2 separate regions of the Homo sapiens genome follow, and region 2 is linked to region 1. Evidence: chromatin loops called from intact Hi-C (ENCODE). Cell type or tissue: B cell. All regions are shown on one strand. Links, peaks and the distances in the headings refer to the core of each region. The heading gives the core; the rest is flanking DNA. Region 1 holds the start of PTPN4 (protein tyrosine phosphatase non-receptor type 4). Region 2 holds the start of NIFK (nucleolar protein interacting with the FHA domain of MKI67).

Region 1 (11,420 bases), core at 1,511-9,510:
AAAGCACTCTTCATTCTAATTTGTGTTGTTTATTTATTTATTAGTTCTCCCTTCAGACCAGAAGCTCTCAAACTTTTTTGGCCGCCACATCCAAGTAAGAAAGAGATTTTATATTGCAATTTATATTCACACAAATGCTCAAACACATAACCAAAGTTAAAGTTTCACAGTACAATGCTTATCTTCATGTTGTGTGATACACTCTGATATTTTCTAGTCTATTCCAGTTCCTTTTTTTTTTCAAAATGCTAGTCATGATCCACCAAATTGATTTCACAATCCACTAATAAGTCACAATCCTAAGAATAAAAAATACTTGACTAGAGGGCAATGGTAACCTCTTGTGCCTAGCAAATAGTAAATGAGCAATATATTTTTTTAAATGAATGAAAATTATGAGGACTAATTTGCATTAATGTTTACATTAAGAAGAAATAGATACAGATTAAGTGGTTTATAATATGTATAATCAGTGTCCTAAGAACACATTTCTATATACACATTACATTCTATATACGCAATTATAATGGATAATTTTTTTCAGATAATCTATACCAGCTATACTAGGTACACTATATATGCTGTCAATGTAATTTATTATTTCAGTCACAATCAAGGACTCACATATTTTAAATTCACATAATTAAAAATATGTTCATCTTGGAAAAAGAAGTCATAAGCAGCAATGAACTCTTTCAGATATTAAAACTCATTATAAATTCCAATAGTAAAAGAGCCTGGGATTAGAGACCACAGCAACAGAATAATGGCCTCCAAAGATCCCTAATCCATAGAACCTGTGAATGTTAGCTTGCATGGTAAAAGGGATTTTGCAGATGTGGTTAAGTTAAAGATTTTGAGATGTGGATATTATCCTGGATTATATGAGTAGACACAATGCAATCACAAAGATCCTTATAAAAGGGAGGCAAGAGGGAGAAAAAAAGGCAGAAAAGATGATGAGAGAGAGACTTGATGCCATGCTACTAGGTTTGAAGATGGTGGAAGGAGCCATGAGCCAAAGAATGCAGGTGGCTTCCAGGAGCTGGAAAAGGCATGGAAACAGATTCTCCCCTAGAGCCTGCCTCCTCAAGGAACACAGCTTGGCAACCTGTTTTGGACTTTTGATGTCCAGAACTGTAAGATAATAAATTTGTGCTCTTTTAAGCCACTAAAGTTATGGTAATTTTCTTGTTTTTTGGGAGTTTGTTTTTTTTTTTTTTTTTTGAGACGGAGTCTCACTCTGTCACCCAGGCGGAGTCCAGTGGTGTGATCTCAGCTCACAGCAACCTCTGCCTCCCAGGTTTAAGTGAATCTCCTGTCTCAGCATCCCGAGTAGCTGGGACTACAGGTGTGTGTCACCACGTCTGGCTAATTTTTTGTATTTTTTTAGTATAGATGGAACCCCACCTATACTATAACTGGCCACCATGTTGGCCAGGCTGGTCTCGAACTCCTGACCTCAAGTGATCCACCCGCCTCGGCCTCCTAAAGTGCTGGGATTACAGGCATGAGCCACCACGTGTGGCCAAATTTATGGTAATTTGTTACAGCAGCAACAAGAAATGAAAATAGAGATGGAGTAAATAAATAGTTCAATGGCATAAAGTAAAAAAAACAGTCTAGATCCAACAAAAACTTCGAGAATTTCATATCTGATGAAAGCAATTTGGTGTGTGTGTGTGTGTGCGTGTATGTGTGTGGGTGTGTGTTTATTCCATAAGGTGGTATTAGGACAACTGGATAGTTATTTAAAAAAAAAAAAAAAGCTACATCTCTATCCCCTTACACCAAAATTATTTCCCAGATAGCAGCAGAAGACCCATTAGCAATCCTGAGATCAGGATCATGGATTTTTAAGTATTTTAAAAACACAACTAAAAGTACTAGAAGAAAATGTGGGATTTTTTTAATGTGAAAAATACAAAACCCAGAATGATAAGGAAGAGGTGGATTATAGCAGTAATAACTCTCACACAGTGAGGCAATCAGTAGTCAATTTGGCAGCATTTATCAAAGTTAAACATGGCCATACACTTCAACCCAGCAATTGCATTTCCACGAATTTGTCTTAAAGAAATGCTTCATTATGTGTACAAAGCTTTATGATGAAAATGTTCTTTAGAGCATTATTTGTAACAGCAAAGTACTAGAAACAGCCTGATGCCCATTAATTAGAGAAAGTTAAATATATTATGGCTCAGCCCTTAGATGACATGTATCTACATGTTTTGTTAAGGAATGATTTCCACACACATTTGTAAGTGAAATATGGTATGATCCCTTGTGTGTGGGGAAAAGAGATGTAGGTTTAGCTTATATATTCAGAGAAAATTCTGGAAGTGTACACAAGAACTGTCAATAGTGCCTATCTTTTGGGAGTGGGACTGACAGTAGGAAGAAGTCTTAGATTTTTAAAATTTTACACTTTTTTGTAGAGTTCCTGATATCAGGATTGCTAATGGGTCTTCTGCTGCTATTCAGCAAGAAAGGAAAAAAAGGAAAGAATTGCTGAAAATGAAGAGGGAGAGCCATGCTCACATGGTGACAAATCTGGGCCAGCTGCCTCAGAGGTATATGGTATAGGATTTTGAATTTTTTTAAGTATATTTAACACAGCTCTGTGATTAAAGGAAGCCCAAGTCACAGAATCCTGAACTTATTGGAAACATGTGTGACACCTCTTTAAAGGTTTAAATTATTTAAATTTGCTTGCTTTTGCTTTTAAGTTATGCATGAAGATTCCAGGCAGGTAAAAAGATGAAATTCTCCCTTAACTGACTAGCTAAGGCAGACAGGTACCTAACCAAGGTCTCCTGTTGGGGACCAGGTTAGATAGGACTCACATTTCACTGAAAGCCTGTATACCTTTGTATGTCCCACCTCACCAGCGTAGGCAACAAAATCAAGTCAGTTTAAGTCATGTGCTTTTTTGAAGTTAAAATTCATACCACTCTGAGCTCTACCTAGCGAGTAGAGTCCAACCTTCTGTTGAGGTTCTTCTCCCTAGGTATCCCCAGTGATCCTACGGTTACTCATTTCTTCCAAAGAAGTCCTCTCCAGTTACTGATAGTGGGTGGCTGGTGAGTCAGCCACAGTGCCTAGTCAAAGTTTCTTCTTCACGGCTGCTGCCTGGGGTCACTGCCAAGGCCCATACAGGCAAGAACAAATGCTTGTTCCCTTCTGGCTGTAGCTACCCAGGGTTAAGAGAGGTCCTACCATTGACCACACAGTGCAAAACGGCCAGTCCTCGCCTGCCAACATCCTCCAAGTGTGGATACAACCTTTGCTCTTACTCTCCCAAAGCACAGTCAAGGGCAGACTGCAGACAAGGAAAAAAAAACAGTCAATAGCAGTGTCTGCCAATATCCAGTAATGTTTGAGGCCACTTTTGAATGAAAAAAAAAATTCTTGCTAACTTCCAACTGTTAAGTCATTTTAATTATGTCTCTTAATTATACATAAACTTTAGGTAATAATTTCTTATTCTTATAGCTCACGTCTATAAAACTAAAACAATTTTAGAAATTAAATTCACAAATTTAAAAAATTCAATTAATATGATGTATGTAATGTGTGGTGAATTATATTTGTTGTTTTGCTGAAATTAAATTGTCCTTTGATATGAGAATATGGAACTCACTGCTATGGTATGTACTTTTTTGTTTGGCATGCTTATAATTGACTTAATTATCTCAACATTCTTCTCTATTTGAATTTCTGTTAAACTTCTGTGCAGTGTGCCGTAAAGGACGTATGACCTTCACTTAGCCAGAATGCTGTCCTTTCCACAAGAAGTATTCTATTCTTTTCCCATTAGCCCCAGAAAATTAAATTTGTGGTTGGTGCCAAATACAAAATCAAGTGCAGGGTTTCGTTACAAGGTGGTCATCAAATGATCCAATATAGTGACTAGAATATATTAACTTTTAAAAGAACATAATTTAAGTAAGAGCAAAATATTTACATATTTTATAGATAATTTGCATATATTTTTTCTTAGACTCCAGTTTAAGGAACAGTAGTCTACACCCCTGCTACTCCAGGGTGGTCCAAAAGCCAGGGAGCTTGTTAGAAAGAGTCTCTAGGCCAGGTGCAGTGGCTCACTCCTGTGATCCTAGCACTTTGGGAGGCCAAGGCAGGAAGATTGCTTGAGGTCAGGAGGGTTCAAGATCAGCCTGGGCAACACAGTGAGAGCCTGTCTCTATTGAAAAAAAAAAAAAAAGAAAGAAATGCAGAATTTCAGGGCCCACTCTAGACCTAATGGATTAGACCATGCCATTTAATAAGAACTCCAGGTGATCAGCATGTATATTAAAGTGTGAGATATACTAATTTATTATTTCCCAATTCAATTTTCAGTGGGCCCATGTGAGCCTGGGGCACAGTCTAAAGCTCTCTCTCTCTTTTTTTTAAGGACAATAATTGCTTCTTCTCTTTCCAGGGTTGCAGGCAGGTAGATTTAAGGTGAACTCAGATTTTTCAAGGAATAATGGTGAGTATTGGTAACTTCAAAGGGTCCATCCTGGTGACTTGCAGGGGAAGTTCCACTCAGGAACTTTTGTGTCTTGCTTAACACCAGACACAAGACTACATGTAAGCCATGTGGCTCACATGTGTAATCCCAGCTACTCCGAAGGTTAAGGTAAGATGATCTCTTGAGCCCAGGAGTTGGAGACCAGCCTGACAACATAGCGAGACCTTGCCTCTAAACAAAAATTACATATTGTATGATTCTATTTATATGAAACATTCAATTTCTGGTGGAAGTCTCATATGATCTTTGGTTGGAGGATGACTGGATGTTGACAGATGACAATGAGGTGAAGAGCATTTTAGCAGAGGGAATGGCATGATCAAAGACAAAATGGAGAGTCAGAGGCAGGAATGCATATTTAGGGAGGAATGAATGAGCACTGGCTACAACAGAGATCTGGGAAGAAAAGCAAGTGAAGGAAGTAAAGCTGGAAACATGGATTGACAAGTTGCCTTTTTCAAATGGAAAAACTAACAGGTGTGAGGGAGAAGAGAGTCAATAGAAATTTCTGTCTTTTCCAGATTTGTTCACATTCCCCTGATTTGTAGTCATTTTGTCGGCTTGGGAAAGTGGTTTTTGAAAGATCGTCTTTATAAAGGTAGGCTCTGATAGGATGCTCAAGCTAAGAGCAAGGAAGGACAAAGAAGGCGCCTGGCGACAGAAAAGGGCACTAACAAAAATTGGGCAAAAAGGAAGTGTGGCGGTCCCCAAATCCCTTCTTCCTCCATTTCAGCTGAGATCATTCGCCAGTAGGCAACTGTGGTATTACCAATAAGTTTGTATCACCAATAAAATATTATAATGCACCTGGCTAAAAACCCTGGCGTGATAACACCAAATTCATGTTATTAGAAGGAATTAAATTTTAAAAAGCACACCGTTCCAGGCACACAGAAGGAGCCCCCGAACGTTTGTTTTATAAACGCAGGTTGGTTGCTGAGGCTTTGTTTTGGAGCCTACGTTTAGGAGAGGAAATGATTCAAAACTGCCCCCCAAAACCTATATCCTCCAGGAGCACTGAGGTTGGGGCGACCTGCTGCCAACTGGTCTGGTTTTCCCTTTTAACACACGCTTCTTGCCCACTATCCGGTCCCTGCGGTCAGTGGGTGCAGCAGGGGTCGCAGTCCAAACAACCAATCGCGACGCGGCTGCGGGGCGGGGGCCACAGCGCTCCGCCTCCCCCCTCCAATCCGCCCTCCCAATCCTCCTAGGCCGCTCTCTCTCGCACCTGCGTGTCCCTCTGCGCTCCGACTGGTGCGACTTCTCCCTGCGCTAGCGAGGCAGGGTTTTGGCCTCGCCTCTCGCGAGATCGCCTCCTGTTGCTGCCGCCGCCGCTCCTGGCCACTGACTGGCGGCGCCTGCGCAGCCGCCATGTTCGGTTGCTATGCTGCGGCCTAGGAGAGGGGGTGTGCTTGAGGGAGGAGGAAGAGATAGAGGAGGAGGAGGGGGAGGAAGAGGAGGTGGAGAAGGAGGGGGGTGACTGAGCTCCTCTTGCACTCTCACACACAAACGCTGCCCAGGATTACCCGCCAGCTCACGCCGCGCAGTGCGCTTTTCCGCTCCTCGCGCCCCACCACCAACATTGTTCTCTCAGGACTCCTGGGTCCCAGGGGCCGGAATTGGGCCTGAGCGGGAGAGGAAAGAGACTTGGCTTTGGCCGCGGGGTCGGAGGATTGGGGCCAGGCCCCCTCCCCCACGCACTTTTGGGGGTGTGGATTATCTCATCCCTGCAGGGAGGTAGGAGAGGTCGCCGGCTGCCCGCCTCCCTGCCACCTCCCCAGCGGCGCCGGCCCGCGGCTGCCCAGCAGCATGAGGTGGTGCTGGCGGCTCCGGGTCGTGGCGCGACCGCTGCGGCGGCGGCTGCTCGGGGGGCGCTGAGGTAGCCCCCCGGAGCGGCACGGAGGACGCGCTTCTCCTCTGCGCGCCGGGGCCTCGAGGCTTTTTTTCTCCAGCCGAGAGGACGCGGCTGTGATATACGAAGGTAAGAGGTTCTCCGGTCCCCGCCGGCCTCTCGGCCCTGCACGTTGAACGGGAGGCTCTTACCTGCATGTGTGGCTCCTGGGAGGTGAGCCAGGTGGGGCAAGCCGGAGGTACGAGGATGATTTGAAAGGAAGGAAAAAAGGACAAAAACAAACAAACAAACAAACAAAAAAACGCTTTCTTTCCTTTCTTCCTGGGACCTCTGCTTTTGCGGGGGTTATAGTTGGAATCTCTGTTATGGGTCAGCGAAGGGCCAAGGGATGGAATAGGTGCGGAGATGGAATGTTCCCAGTACCTAAACTCTAGGTAAAGCTTTGGAATCTTGAGTTTTCCATTGCTGGTAGAATTCCTTTTTTTTTTTTTTTTTTTTTTGGCTCATATGAGCGCTTCTTGCACGCTGCATGAGCCAACTATTCCTACCATTGAAGTTTTAAGCCTGTTATGATTCTACCAGTATATACCTGTATTTGGGAATCTGTAGTTGAGCCAAAAAAAAAAAAAAAAAAAAAGTTGAGATGTGGGTAAACAGTGATGCATTTCGCAGGGTTTCCATAAAATGGAACAGCTTACAGTTGCACAGGTGATGTGTGGATGTTTCTGCAAAACTTAGGGTGGAAGATTTTATGTCTGGGCTTGCATCATGTAGTGACATCAGTATGTACAAGGACGATTTGTAGGATTTTTCAAAACGCCTGTTCTAGGATAACTTGTTATGCATCTGCAATATGCCAGCTGCTTTTCGAATAAGAGGTTTCAGTAATACTAAGTTTCTGTGTCCAGATCTTGGGCCCAGTTGAAACAGTACAGCTGATTGGTCACATTTAAAACATATTTATGGAGAAAGATAAAAGGCCAATGTGTCCGACTTGCAAAAGACAATTAGAGTAGAAAGAAGACTGGAACAGTAAAAGCCAGGGCATTTTTAAATCTTGGTTTTCTGAACTTTAACGTGCCAGAGGAAAAAAATTTTTTTTCAATTTTAAGGGGGAAGGAGATGGCCTTAAAATAAAGGATTGTTCAGAGCCTAAACTGTGCTTAATGGAATAGAGCTAGGTATATCATCTAAATCTTGAATTTGACTAATATAAATTCAGCTTTCTTTTAAAGAAAAAACTCGTAAGCAGAAGTTTGTGTATTCTACAGAACCTCTTCACTAGCTCGTAAGTGTGATCATTTTGTGGACATCACTGTTTTTTTGTTAGAATAAATTTATGCTCCAATTACCACAAAAGCAATTTTTATGTCTCTTCGCATTTTTTATGGTACACATATCTTTGTTACATTTTGCATTGAAACACGCACGGTCCCATAGTATCATAATCTTCAGTGATTTATAAGAGAAACAGTCTATTTTGTACATGGGAATGTTTGTCATGTTGCCAGTCTGTTTTAAAAATTTGGCAAGAGGTTTTTAAAATCCAAGGAGGCACCACTATTTTGTAGTTTTTAAAAATATTAATTGAGTAGGTCCATGTTTATTAAGTTAGAAAATCACGAGTTCCTCAAAAGTAGTAATAGACGAGGATGTGATTTTTCTTACTGCCCATTTTCTAACATCTTAGCTTCAGAGCTGTAGGTATTGAATTGAGTCAAACTTGTGTTTTTTTCTTATGTTCTAATTAAATATCTTTTAAAATGTCCCTAGTAACATTGTTACTTTAAATTTATAACACCCAATTTCTAATTTAGGCTAGGCATAAAACCAGCATTGATTGAACGTACTTGCTAAAAATACTTTCTGGGTCGGATGTACTTAGAATGCAGCCTCAGGAAATTTCATTTGAACTATTCTGTGACCAGTGTACACTTCATTATTGTTGAAGGACTTTTAAAAAAAGTATAGATCTCTCATACTCGATTTAATCAGTTTGAGCATAGATGCCTAACTTTAAAAAAAAAGTATAATAAAGTGGGATAGTAATACAATTTACGTGAGATGGTAATAAAAACTTTTCAGCTTTTTTTTTTAACTTGTATGACTTCGTTAGGTTGTTATTAAACTGTGATTTGTATTTTTAAAATAGTTTTGTCTGTTAAACATAATTGAGGTGTACAGTACAGTATCCATTGTTATCTGTTTAGTATTTATTTATGACTTACAAACTCTAAAAGCGGGATCAGTGATCATGGTTTTTAGTAAGTTGTCTTTAAGGAGCAAAGTAAGAGACTAGCAGAAAATTGCAAGGAGGTTTGTTATTGAGAGTACTTCTGCCCCCCGCTTGAGAGTTAATATGGCCACTTTTAAACAAGAAAAGTTTTCCAGAAACGTGGAAATCTTGTTTGGTGTATGTTTAGGGGCAAATGTTTTAAAGTTTTGCCTAAATTCTTAGTTAGAATGCAAAATTGATCAACTCCCTAGGAATGGTTATTGTGGCTAAATATGAATTGTTGCTCCTATGTAAAATTTAGTTATTGGTAGAAGTTTACTAACTGAGTTGAATTTTGTTGTTTTCCTGGGTTATTGCATGTTATGAAGTTTTTTATGTACTATAATCCAGATTTGTTAAATTTGCCAGTTTACTAGAATAAGCTGTGAAGCCTTGAAGTTTGGCTTAGCATTCTGAAAATCCTTTTTATTGTTTGCCAGGAAAGCACTGTAGGAAGGAGGTGTTATCTCTTCATTTAATATTTAATGAGTAGTATAGATGATGAGATAGGATATAATGTAGAAATACCGTAGAATCTTCTTTATTGATATGAAAGTACCATTGTCTAGGAACAGCATAATTTCTTATCTTTTGCATGAATGGGGAAAAAGAGGAGGGGAAATTTATTAGACTCTTTCATTTCATTAGAGATATCTTCCCTCACATTCATTCTTCATTTCATTATTCTTAAGTAGAAACTTTGGAAGAGAGATGCAAGTATTTGAATTAATTAGTAAGAACAAAATGAAAATTACATCGTATAGACTATCATGAGGAAAATATCAATTTGGGTTGGTTATTGTGTTTGTATTTTTTAACAAGGAGGTTATATAGAGTAGTAGAAAGAAAAAAGGACCCAGAGGGGAAGAGTGTTAATATTTATTGTCTGTTAAGTGTCAGATCCTGTATAAGGGGCTTTTCATGTTGTCCCACTCACCAAGTATGCTTTATGAGGTAGGTATTATTAATCCCCTGTCCTCTCCCTGCCAAATAGAAGCTAAGGGAAATGAAATAACTTGTCTAGGCTCATACTTCTAGTAAGTGGAATTCTCTAAAACTTATTCTTTAGATCGGTTCTGTCCAATTAAACTTTCTGCAATGATGGAAATATTCTTTTTTCCTTCAACTTTATTGAAGTATAATTGACAAATATCATAGAAATATTTTTTGCACTGTTAGTTATGGTAGCCATTAATCATGTGTGGCTATGGAGCACTTAAAATGTGACGAGTGTGTCTGAGAAACTCAATTTAAAATTGTATTTAATTTAAATCAATTTAAATTTATAGCCAGATGTGGCTAGTAGCTATAGTATTGGAGAGCATAGCTTTAGGTCTGACTGCTTAGAAAATCTGAGTTGTAGTATTTAATCTTCCACTGGTTTATGCATGGCATTGGGCAAGTTGTTTAGTTCTGGGCTTCAGTCTAATCTGGTGTGAAAATGAAGGGGTCGCCACTAAGAGATTATCTCCAAGGTTCCTTCTTGCCTGAAGTTCTGTGACTGTTATTAAAACATACAGTAGCATTCAATATTCACAAGCATTATGTCTGAAAGGATCCCCTCCCCAATATGCTCACCCATTACCTAAAGATTTCTGTTTAGTCAGTTTCTCTTTTTGAGAAGCGTATGTATAAAGCACACATAAAGGATAGTGGATTATTCCCCACCTCCCCAACTGTTCGGCAAAAACATTGTGTAACTCAAGGCAGTACTTTATGATGGAACAAAGTTTGAATCTTTAAAGGCCATATTTTAACATGCCACCTTCCCGTTTAAAAATATATAGGAGTTCCCCGGTGCTTATCAAATTAATCCCAAATTTACCTGCTTGACCTTGAAGACTTTCTACCAACTTCATCTCATTAACCTTGTTTCTCATTCGTGCTTAAAAAGAAAATAGTCTTGTTTTTTCCTTTGTCCTCGTTTCCATAATTTAAACATCTCTGTCTCCAATTCATGTGCCTCCTCTTTAAACCTTTTTCAAAATTCACCTGTTTCTGGAAGAATGCTGCTTAATCCACTCACAAGGATCAGTTAATGAATCCTGGTAATAAGTACCCTAAGGTTAATATATGCTTGTTTAGATATAGTTTAATATCTTCTTAAGCTTTTTTTTTTTCTTAAGTTTTTATGTTACCTACTCTGTTTCCTTAATTTTCTTAGGTTAAAAAAATTAAAATAGGAATAGCGTCTTTTGTATTGTCTTATGAATTTAGTTCATTTTTCAACAATGCTACTTTTAAAAGTTGCTAATTTTTAAAAAGGATAAATACTGTAACAACGTTTACCCTTGATCACCACCATAATAGCTATTTTTTGTTTCTTTCCAGGTAATTGTTCATATTTAAAAAATAAAGTTGTGTGGTAGAGAGAATTTTGAGAGGAATATAATGGGAACATTGTATGGTGGAGGCTGTGCAATGTAGGGGAAAGATCACAGACTTTGGAGTCAAATCTGGTGTGGAATCTAGCGTCAAAAACCTCGGGCAAACTGTCTGATTTCTGAGTCAGGAGTCAAATCTGGTGTGGAATCTAGCGTCAAAAGCCTTGGGCAAAGTGTCTCATTTCTGAGTCAGGTGGTCTTGAATTGTGGGGATTAAGATACTATATGTAAGGCATCTAGCGCTGTGCTTTAAATACAAGAGATGATCAGTCAGTGATAGTTGGTATTATTTTTTCATTTTTCTATTCCCATCTTCATGAATATTATTTATTTATTTTAGCTACCCAAAGCCACCAAGGTCAATGAATATAA
Region 2 (11,420 bases), core at 2,320-10,319, 2.0 Mb after region 1:
GAAAAAAAAGTTTAGTCAAAAAACTGGCTGGGCACGTGGCTCATGCCTATTATTCCAACACTTTGGGACGCTGAGGTGGGTGAATCACCTGAGGTCAGGAGTTCGAGACCAGCCTGGCCAACGTGGAGAAACCCCGTCTCTACTAAAAATACAAAAATTAGCCAGACGTGGTGGTGTGCACCTGTAATCCCAACTACTTGGGAGGCTAGAGGCAGGAGAATTGCTTGAACCCAGGATGTGGAAGTTGCAGTGAGTCAAGATTGTGGTAAGTGCTAGGCTAGGTACTTTACAAGGTACAAAGCTGCCCCCTCCCCTCCCCACAACAAACCACAAAAAAGATTTCACGAATATTTACCAAAGAAGGAAAATCATAGTCAATTCCTTTTTTAGCTAATTTCTTCCTGAGTAATCTTTCTTTCTTTTTAAATCGCTCCTCCATCCGTAGCTTTTGTGTTAGTGTCCGATTCCGATTATACCGTTTCACTGATGGATATGATGGCTGCTTAAATGGAATATTCCAGTCTTTAAAGAGTTCTTTATGTACTTTTTCAGGTGGCATAAAATGACCTATTTTCAAAAAGAAAAAAACATAAAGGTATTTTAATGTTAACTTTAGAATCTCCGCAGTGCCATTCCTCACACAACAAAATGATATGGCTGGGTACAGTGGCTCACACCTGTAATCCCAGCTTCTCTCACAGCAATGCGAAGTGAATAGAGAGACAAGACCTGGGCAGCCTTGTCAGCTGTGAACTTGGGTACCTAAGACGGCCACATGCCACCATGGGCACAGGGAAGCCAGAAACTTCGCTTTGCCTCCCAAGGGCAGCAGGATCTGGACAGGGATGCTCTCTGCACCCTATGGACTGCAGGGTAGGGGGCTTCACTGGCTTCTTTCTGCAGGATAAATTACTCATCTGGTGCGTCACTCCTCCACTCCCTCTGGCTTCTCTCGTGTGGAAGAGCTACAGCCATTGCCATTTAGACAGATTTTGCAACGCGATTCCTGACCTTTGATGCTATCCCCACTGCCCTCAGGATAAATTCGGAACTCGCTGACTTAGAAGGCCTTCAGTAACCTGACCTGAAGCCTCTTCTTGCTCCTTCATCTCTTGCTACTTTTCCTCACATTCTCTCACAGCTGAATGGTTAGGCATCATTGGTTTGGCATTCACTGTCCCTCAGCCAGGAATGGTCTGTCTTCACTCCTGTCCCCTTCACCTGGCTCACTCCTGTTTAGTCTTCAGGTTTCAATGTCAACTATACTTCCTTAGAGAAGCCTTTCACAGCCCATAAGGATGGGTTAGCTGCTCCTCCCATGTGTCCCCAAGGTAACTTGTCCAGTTCCATTTAGGGTAAAAACAGCTCTCAGGCTAGATTTTAAAATTCCAATTAGAATCTGCCTGCAACATACACTGAAATCCTTGCACCATTCTGTAAGACTCATCCCAGAGATGAAGTGGCATGTCCAAGCAGCTAGGCAAGCCGCCCTTCCCACCACAGTCACCCACCAACAGCAGGCACCCAGGCAACCCTGCGGTAAGACAGGAGCACTTACACTCCAAGAGTCTTTCACCAAACAGGTAGTTGTTCATTGTTTCAGCAACTATTTTGGCAACATCCTCAGACTCAAACTCCACAAATGCATAGCCTTTGCTATTTCCAGTCTGCAACAGAGAAACCGCCACAAAAAGTAGAACAATTAAATTTGAATGCGTCATCAAATTCCTAAAATGCCATTATTTTAAATAATGTATATTAGCCCCTTATCAAATATTACGTACGACACGCTTAATTCTAACTTCAATTCACATATTCCGGGGACTGTTATGGGAAAAAGAAAAGATGCACGAGTCTGAACACACAGCTGATTTTCTGGTATTCTTGGGATTTTGGTTACATATGATAAATACACAATTCCTATGGCTGGAATTTATTCAGTAACAACACTCCGTGATATTAAAAAAGTCTTCAACTTAAAAGTCACATGGCTTAACAGTGGGAATCAGGAGGCTCATTTCCAGCACCAGTTGTGTCAGTAACAAGCAACTTGGACACTTCCACAACTGAGTCTCAGCTTAATTATCTTCAACAGGTGGATTCTGGGAAAAATTTAAATCCCTCAAAATCCATTTATAATCCCAACACTCAAAAGAGAGGGGAAGGCCAGGCGCGGTGGCTCACCCCTGCAATCTCAGCACTTTGGGAGGCCGAGGGTGGATCATCTGAGGTGAGGAGTTCAAGACCAGCCTGGTCAACACGGTGAAACCCCATCTCTACTAAAAATATAAAATATTCACTTTGGGAGGCCAAGGAGGGTGGATCTCAAGGTCAGGGGTTTGAGACCAGCCTGGCCAACATGGTGAAACCCCATCTCTACTAAAAATACAAAAAATTAGCTGGGCATGGTGACATGTACCTGTAATCCCAGCTACTCAGGAGGCTGAGCCAGAAGAATCACTTGAACCTGAGAGGCAGAGGTTGTAGTGAGCTGAGATCGCGCCACTGCACTCCAGCCTGGGCAACAGAATAAGACTCCATCTCAAAAAAGAAAAACTAGGCCAAGAGGGGTGGCTCATGCCTGTAATCCCAGCACTCCAGGAGGCCGAGGTGGGTGGATCACCTGAGGTCAGGAGTTCGAGACCAGCCTGGCCAAAATGGTGAAACCGTGTCTCTACTAAAAATACAAAAATTAGGCCGGGCACAGTGGCTCACACCTGTAATCCCCACACTTTGGGAGGCCGAGGCAGGTGGATCACCTGAGATTGGGAGCTCAAAATCATCCTGACCAATATGGTGAAACCCCATCTCTACTAAAAATACAAAAATTAGCTGGGTGTGGTGGTGCACGCCTATAATCCCAGCTATTCAGGAGGCTGAGGCAGGAGAATCACTTGAATCCGAGAGGCTGAGGGTGCAGTGAGCCAAGACTGTGCCACTGCACTCCAGCCTGGGCAACAGAGTGAGACTCCATTTAAAAAAAAAAAAAAAATTAGCCAGGCATGGTGGCAGGCACCTATAATCCCAGCTACTCGGGAGGCTGGGGCAGGAGAATCACTTGAATCCGGGAGGCGGACATCGCAGTCAGCTGAGGAACTGTGCCACTGCACTCCAGCCCGGGCGACAGAGTGAGACTCCGTCGCAAACAAAACAAAACCAAAACAAAACAAAAAAAAAATGAATAGAATGAAATAGAAAATCAGCGCATCACACAAAACAAGTTTAAATATTGTCTCATTTGGCTTTTATTTCAGTTATGCTTACATGCATATGTATGTGTGCTGGTTTGTGCTGTAAAACTTTTTTTAAAACCCTCATCTTCTTTGTGATGGTAAAAACTTACCTCTTATTGTGAGCCAAAGTCTGCAAAATACTCTTCTAGAAAATTCTGCCTATACCTGTACAAAGATTGTTCCTAGCAGCTTAATCTAAAGAGTTAAAAATATTAAAAAACCTAATGTTCGGGCTGGGCACAGTGGCTCGCTCATGCTTGTAATCCCAGTACCTTGGGAGGCCGAGGTGGGCGGATCATCTGAGGTCAGGAGTTTGAGACCAGCCTGGCCAAAACAGTGTTTAGTAGAAACACTGTTTCTACTAAAAATACAAAAATTAGCCAGGTGCAGTGGCCGGTACCTGTAATCCCAGCCACTCAGGAGGGTGAGGAAAGAGAATCACTTGAATCTGGGAGGCAGAGGTTGCAGTGAGCCGAGATCGCCCCCCAAAACAAAACCTAATGTTCAATAGGAGGGTGGATAAACTTTAGTAACCTAAGTAATGAGCAATGATGATAACAAAGGCAATAGAGTTACATGGATAAAGCTCAGATTATTGAATACAAAAATTCAGCTGAAGAATGATAGAGTAATATAATTTTAAAATAATACCATATGTACATTTATATATGTACACATATGTATTCTAGTACATATATATATAGTAAAAACTTATATATAGCAATGAAAACTGAATTTGTGGCCGGGCGCACTGGCTCACGCCTGTAATCTCAGCACTTTGGGAGGCCGAGGCGGGAGGATCACAAGGTCAGGAGTTCGAGACCAGCCTGGCCAACATAGTGAAACCCCGTCTCTAGTAAAACACACAAAAAATTAGCCAGGCATGGTGGCAGGCGCCTGTAATCCCAGCTACTTGGGAAGGTGACGCAAGGAGAATTGCTTGAACCCGGGAAGCGGAGGTTGCAGTGAGCTGAGATTGTACCACTGCACTCCAGCCCGGGCGACAGTGCAAGCCTCAGTCTCAAAAAAAAGAAAACTGAATTTGTGAATTTAATTCCCTAATTAAAGAAGTTGAAGAGCACTGGGAAGGGTACAAAAGGGACCTCAATTCTACCTACAATCTATCTTTACGACAACTAACAGATGATGGATGTGCACCCTATCCCCCACATGCTAAATCAAATAGGTGTCTATGGCTACAACCAATTAAAGTTTATGTGCGGGGAAAGAAAAGAAAGTGGGTCACTCCTCCACTATTGAAACAAGCTATGTAAAGCGTTTTCTCATTAGAAGGCAGGTATGACACAAATAGTAATTATACTTATATAGTGTTTATTGTGTACCAAGCAATCCTCTAAAGACTTTATATTTAACCTTTGACTAAATACTCCCAGGAAGTTTTACTTATATTTAACAGATCACAACACTGAAACATGGTAAGGTCATATCACTCTAACTAGTAAGGTGTAGAGCCTGACCCCAAACCTCAGCAGTCCAACTCCAGAGTCCTCACCTTTAACTATTCACTATATAAACCTTTGCTATTATAAGGATGCTTGTACCAAAGGCTAACACAAGAAAATGTATAAACCTGGGCCTCATACTAAAGCTCATTTACCAGGACTGTCAATTTAATGTAAGGATTTGGAGAAATGTAAAAAACAAACTTTTACAATAATACTGATTTTGCTCCTGTAGCTGTTTCAGATTCTAAACCTCCTCCACTCTCCTTTTTGGAATGAAATCTGATAAGCAATAATGTATGCGTGAACGTGCTCTTTAATGTCAAGGATAATACACATTTGAAAAACAAAACATTAAATCCAACTGCAAAAATCTTACCCTTTTACTTCTGGACAGCCTGAACCGTGTCACAGTGCCAAACTGGGAGAAATATGAAAAGATCTGGGTTTCGTCAAGTAGGTTAGGTAGGTGGCGCACATAGACTACTCCAGGAGTAAGTTGTTCTTGTTTTTTTCGCTAAAGACGTAAAGACCAGGTAAATTAAATATATAAATAAGAAAATCACATTGTAACAAAACCCCTAGCCCTCGGCCCAAGAACCTATTCTGCATTTCCACTTACCACAGTAGTAATTAAAGAACTGGCTGTTTAGTGTTTCTCTCCCCACAAAGGCCATGGTCAAGCAGTAGTCAACTATCTTTCCAGCCTGGCATCCCAGCACCCAGTATAATATTAGAGCTCAATAACTATGTCAATCAACGGATAAGCAAGGACATCTTTGAACAAGCCATTTTAGATCTTCTGCCCAGAGAACTCTACATAAACGTAGGCTTCAATTTGGTATGCATATTACTGTTTACTCGCACTTCATCGAAAAATTTTCGATACGCTTGTTAACTCTCACGGTACAGATTAGCCTTTCAACGTCTCAGTCATCATAGCCTTACCTCTGTAACAGGAACTTCTAAGTTTTCCTGTGTATTTTATGCTAAAAACCACAGAAAGTATAAGCGATGTCAGGGGCCCTAGTCAGCAAGTGGAACCTGGCAAATACTCTATTTTAATAACTCCCAGATCACCAACCCGGCATACAAACTTCCCGAATGTGTTAAGTCTGGGGCTCCCATTTTTGGGGGAAACGCGGAAGCGTGACAGCTCTAACCCGGAGATAACCTGTGGTATAGGAGCCTATTCCCTCCAGCTGGTTCTTTCTACTGCTTCTGTCACCCCAATACTTCCCCGTTACCCTCCACATGAAGGCTCCAGGGCCTCAGCGGCCAAACCCCTCCATCATTTACCGAACAGCGTAAACCCTTTCGTCTCGGAAACCGTGGCCTGCAAGCTTAAGAGGTCGGTCCCTGATTCGGTCGAATCCACTTGGGAGACCCTGGAGGTAATGAAGGCGAGCACGAAGGCAAGGGGCGCCCGGGCCGGAAACCGTGCAACCCCAGATACCCTCTAGACCCGGTCCATCGCCCCCGCTCGCAGCCTGGGCCAGGGTGCCTGCTCACCTGGGTTATGCGCTTGCGAACCTGCGCCACCTCCTTTTGAAACTCGACATCTTCCTGCGGATTAAGCGACAGGATTGGCCCAGCCGGGCCAGAAAAAGTCGCCATGCCAAAAGCCGCCGACGCTAACCACGCGGCGCTCCCGGAAACGTCGGGCTCCCAGCTCCCCCGAGGCGGAAGTAGAGGCAGGACAGGGGCGGGGCGAAGCGCTAAGGCGAGGCGAGGCGTGGCGAGGGGCGGGGAGGGCCATGAGTCGGGCGCGGGGTTGGAGCAGGAGTTGCCCGGAGAAGCGGGGGCGGGGCACGGGGTGTGGCGAGGCGCGGGGCGGGGCATAAATTGCGCCAGGGGCGAGGGCGGGGCACGAGGTCGTGCCGAGAGACTGGGAGAGGCGTGAGTCGCGCGGAGGCGCGACATGGGGCGTGACGAGGAGCGGAGGGCGGGGCGTGAGTAGCGCCGAGGCGCGGAGGCGGGGCGCAGGGGCGTGCCGAGGCGCGGCAGCGGGGTCTGGGGCTGGGGCTGGGCCGTGGGGAGCTCCCGCACCCTCGGCTGTCGGGGCGCCGGCTGGCTTCGCTTAAGAGTGCCTGAAACAATTACGTTCACGCCTACTTTCAAAAAAGGTCTAAAATAAATTCCAAAACAGTACCTGTGTCCTTGAGATGCTGCTCTCATTCCTCAATTTGCTTATTATTATTATTATTTTTTTTTGAGACAGAGTTTCGCTTTGGTTGCCCAGGCTGGAGTGCAATGGCGCAATCTCGGCTCACTGCAACTTCCAACTTCCGCCTCCCGGGTTCAAGCGATTCTCCTGCCTCAGTCTTCCGAGTAGCTGATTACAGGCGCCCGCCACCACTCCCAGCTTAATTTGTACGTTACCACTCCCAGCTTAATTTGTATGTTTAGTAGAAACGGGGTTTCACCATGTTGGCCAGGCTGGTCTCGAACTCCTGACCTCAGGTGATCCACCCGCCTCAGCCTCCCAAAGTACTGGGATAACAGGCGTGAGCCACCGCGCCCGGCCCTAATTTGGTTATTCTTTCACTCACTTGTGTGTGAGCTCTCCTGTGTGGCCCCGTCCGTCCGCGGCCCTTGGAGAACTTACAGCCTGAGGGCAGCATGGCTGCTTTAAGAGACCAAAGAGGCTTGTGGGGGAGAGGCACACTGGGTGGCGCCGGAGGGTCCCCCTTAGGAGGTGGCGTTAGCACCGAGGCCTGAAGGCTAAAGAGCGGGGTGTGGAGAACCGAGCGCCTGCCGTCCGCTGGACCGGACAGGCCTGCACAGTGTTCCTAGGTCTAGAAAGAAGGACGCGGCAGTGGGGTTGGAGCCCAGCACAGGAGGGAAGAGCTGCGAGGCGGCAGGCTGGAGCCCCATGACTGTGTGTCAAAGTATGAAACTGGGGTTTTGTAAATGCGAGGGGATGGGCGGGTTTAAAGCGAGGCTGTGGCTGTTTGCATCTTTCTTTTCTTTTTTTTTTTTTGAGACGGAGTCTCGTTCTGTCGTCCAGGCTGGAGTGCAGTGGCGCGATTTTGGCTCACTCACTGCAACCTCCGCCTCCTGGGTTCAAGCAATTCTCCTTCCTCAGCCTCCCGACTAGCTGGGACTACAGGTGCACACCACTACTCCCGGCTAATTTTTGTATTTTTAGTAGAAACGAGGTTTCGCCATTTTGGCCAGGCTGGTCGAGAACCCCTGACCTTAAGTGATCTACCCGCCTCGGCCTCCCAAAGTGCTGGGATTACAGGCGTGAGCCACCGCACCCGGCCTGTTTGTACCTTTCAAATACTATTATACTAGTGAGTAACTGAGTGGAGAGGAAGGGTGGGGAGTGGATTGCCGAGGAAGCAGGGAGGTGAGGCGAGAGCGACAGATCAAGCACAGCTGGTGTCAGGGGATAGCTGCGGCCGTGTTCTGGAAGCCGTGAAGGCGGCCCAGGGTGTGTGTGCCCGAAGAGTGGCCTGTGGGCCTGAGGTGGAGGCCCTGGGAGGGAGTGCCAAGCGAGGCCAGCCCACTTCCTCTGACAGACGTGCCTCCCACGCTCACAGTCTTCGCCTCCTTCACCCCTGCACCCTCCGGCTCAGCGCCACCGTCACCCCCAAGGGGGCATCCCTGACCCTGTAGCAAAGTCAGTTCTTCCAGTTAAGCGCTGTCTTCCCATTGTGTTTTCATGGGTAGGCTGGATTTTCGGGAGTGAGCGAGCAAGAGCAATTTGATTCTTTTTCAGGGCTGCCCCTTTCCATGGGCTTGTTCTTGCTCCCCCCAGGATGAAATCTTGGGGAGAGCTCCGCACTTGTGATTGCTCCTCAGATGTCAGTCAATAGAAGCATGTTCCACGCGTTCAAAATCTAATATCAAATGTCTCCTCTCCCCAGCTCAGTGTCTCTGGCAGAGAAATCCCCAAAGGGGAGCACAGTCCACATCGTCTTTATTCTTGGCTCCACTTTCTCTGTACACCCCAGTTTCTGTTTTTGGGCTTTCCAGGATTAGGACAGGGAAGAGAGGGAGGAGAAAGCAGAAAGGGGCTCCTTGCTGGCAGGTGCCACGTGGCCAGGGAGTTTTAGAGGCTGCAAATGCCAGGTTGCTGGCACCTTGTCTCCAAGCACACTTTTGAGGTGTCCCTCACCTGGCTGCTCATGACTCTACCTGCCTGCCAGCCGAGGTCAGCTCTGTGCCCAGAGGCTCCTCCTGGAAGGGCCTTTCCAAGTGGACTTTATCATCCTGATCCTTTAAGAAGGGCCACATGTTTTGTCTGTCACTGCCATGGGATTGCTGCCAGGCAGGCCTCCTGGCTGGCATCACAGATGTTGGTGTATAAACCAGGTACAATCCCTGTATCCCCCAAATTCCAGAGGATGTAGATAAGTTCACTGGTTCCCTGAAGGTACCATCCGTGTCCTCGTGTGTGTGTGCGTGTGTGTGTGTGTGTGTGTGTGTGAACACTCCCCTCCTTCCTGAAGGTGGAATCTTGACATGTCTCATAGCTACTTAGGGGAGATGAGGATACAGGAAGGAATGACGGCAAGCACTTCTCTATGGAAATCCTTTTTCAGGTATTCCCAGTCACCTCCACCTCTATGAGTTCCTGGTCTTGCCTTACATCCCCCCAGGGGGGTAGTGATCCAAGGCTTCTCAAACTTGAATGAGCATGTGGATTGCCTGCACCAGGCAGGTGCTGATTCAGTAGGTCTGAGGTGGCCCAGGTTCTGTGTTCCTAACAAGCTTCCAGAAGAGGCCGATACTCCATAGACCACACTCCGAAGCAGGAATAGAGATTTGTGGCATTGATTACTGGGTCAGAATTCTGGGACAGAATGTATTCTGTCACCCTCAAAAGATTTGTTCAAGTCCTAATCGCTGGTACATGGGTACATGTGAATGAGACTGTACTTGGAGAGTCTTTGAGGATGGAATCACATTAAGATGAGGTCATGACCGGGCACGGTGGCTCACGCCTGTAATCCCAGCACTTTTGGAGGCTGAGGCGGGCAGATCACTTGAGGTCAAGAGTTCGAGACTAGCCTGGCCAACATGGTGAAACTCTGTCTCTACTAAAAATACAAAAATTAGCCAAGCGTGGTGGCATGTGCCTGTAATCCCAGCTACTCGGGAGGCTGCGGTGGGAGAACCGCTTGAACCTGGGAGGCAGAGGTTGCAGTGAGCCGAGATTGTGCCATTGTACTCCAGCCTGGCGACAGAGCAAGATTCTGTCTCAAAACAAAACAAAACAAAGATGAGGTCCTGTTGGGTTTGCGTTAGCTGTAAACCGTGACTAGTGTCCTATGAGAAGAGAGCATTTTGGGCGTGCACATATGCAGAATGCCATGTGATGGGCAAAGCAGAAGTTGGAGTGATGCTGCCACCAGCATCCACAATTGTGAGAGAATATGTTTCTGTTGTTTTAAGCCTTTCCGTTTGTGGTAAGTTATCCTGGCAGCCACAGGGAAAAACACAGTTGCTGTACAGGCTGCGTGGTCTGAGGACAGCACCGGTCCTGGGCCTGTCTTGGTATGTCGGGTTCTCGTTGCGTGTTAGGGCAGGTCCTGGAGGACCTCCGGGATGCTCACAGATGGATGCCAGGCCCCCTCTCCTCCTTCCCTCCCTCTCTCCCTTCCTTCCTCCTTCCCTTTCTTCCTTTTGATGTTTTTGTTTGTTTGTTTGTTTTTAATTCTTCCTTCTGATTTTGCATGTAGATGGGGAGCTACTGACACTTTGGGTGGGACAGTTCTTCACTGAGCTGGACCGTCCTGTGCACACTACTTTTGTACCCTCATCCCCTGCTCATTGTAACAATCAAGATGCCTCTGGGCATTTCCATACAGCCCCGAGCAGACTATTGAGTCCTCAGTGTGTGTCACCTGCTTCTCTTCCCGCACGAATCACCCAGGCCTCCTCCACCCCCCATGCCACCCCACCCTTATCACCTGTGGCCTGGAGCACCTATTGGGGGCCAAGCACGGAAATTGAGGAGGGCCGGTGGCAGGGCTGGGCAGGCAGCAGGGTGAGGCAGGGCACATGAGAGACCAGGAGGGAGAGGGCTCTCTGGGGTGGGGCTGAGGTTCCCCCTACTGCTCAGCCCTGTCTCCCTTCCCCCTCCTGTGTTCCTCTCCCTCCCCACCACTCTGCCTGGTCCCTGTGGGGTTGCCTGATGAGCCACTCCGATATCCGGCCCAGCCGTCCCTTACTTGGTCACAGGATTTCTTAGTATGTTCGGGTTACTATAACAAAAATATCATAGACCAGGTGGCTTATAAAAACAGACATTTACTTCTCACAGTTCTGGAGGCTGGAAGTCCATGATCAGGGTGTTGGGAGGTTGGTGTCTGTTGAGGACCCACTTCCTGGTTTGTACGAAGTGTCTTCAGTAGTGTCCTCACATGGCTGAGAGAGAAGCAAGCTCCCCGGTATCTCTTCTTATAATGTCCCTAATCGCATCATGGGGCTCCACCTCATGACCTCATCACCTCCCACAGGCCCCATCTCTTCCCACCATCAGAATGGGGATCAGGGCTTCAACATAGAAATTTTGGGAGGACACATTCAGTCCAGCAAAGGGATTCTAGGGATGGGCCTGAAAGGGGCAGCTCTGTAGGAAGAAGTGGGAAGAAACCCTTGTCTGTGCCACCTCAACAGTGTGGCCTCCATAAATGCCAGTCTGCAGAGAATTCAGGGCCATGTGATCTGAAGCGGTGAGGGAAATTTCCTTCCTCTTCTGCTGGGATTG

Evidence for each region. A loop is a pair of places that touch in the nucleus more often than their neighbours do. Peaks named below come from ENCODE experiments on the same cell type or tissue, not always from the same donor. Only the 100,000 strongest peaks of a DNase experiment are listed, where the experiment ranks them.
Region 2: it touches region 1 in a loop (19-fold over the local background); 4 of 110 quality-filtered maps call a loop at or near these places.

The regions. Positions count from the first base shown.
Region 1 is chr2:119,753,867-119,765,286 of GRCh38, forward strand. PTPN4 (protein tyrosine phosphatase non-receptor type 4) reads left to right here and starts at 6,056. Exons shown (of 27, transcript NM_002830.4): 1 at 6,056-6,518. It overlaps LOC101927764 (a long non-coding RNA gene), which reads right to left and starts at 5,848. Exons shown (of 4, transcript XR_007087215.1): 1 at 5,766-5,848. RefSeq lists silencers at 5,598-5,707, 6,258-6,557 and enhancers at 5,747-6,041, 5,758-6,017, 6,288-6,912. In B cell, for the core only: no CTCF peak of the experiment used is centred there; a DNase peak (open chromatin) is centred at 5,875; H3K4me3 peaks cover 2,499 bases; H3K27ac peaks cover 1,807 bases.
Region 2 is chr2:121,730,538-121,741,957 of GRCh38, forward strand. It overlaps NIFK (nucleolar protein interacting with the FHA domain of MKI67), which reads right to left and starts at 6,338. Exons shown (of 7, transcript NM_032390.5): 1 at 6,209-6,338; 2 at 5,076-5,213; 3 at 1,559-1,667; 4 at 356-567. The coding sequence starts at 6,313. RefSeq lists an enhancer at 6,225-6,274 and a silencer at 6,375-6,824. In B cell, for the core only: no CTCF peak of the experiment used is centred there; DNase peaks (open chromatin) are centred at 6,484, 7,434 and 8,134; H3K4me3 peaks cover 2,223 bases; H3K27ac peaks cover 2,556 bases.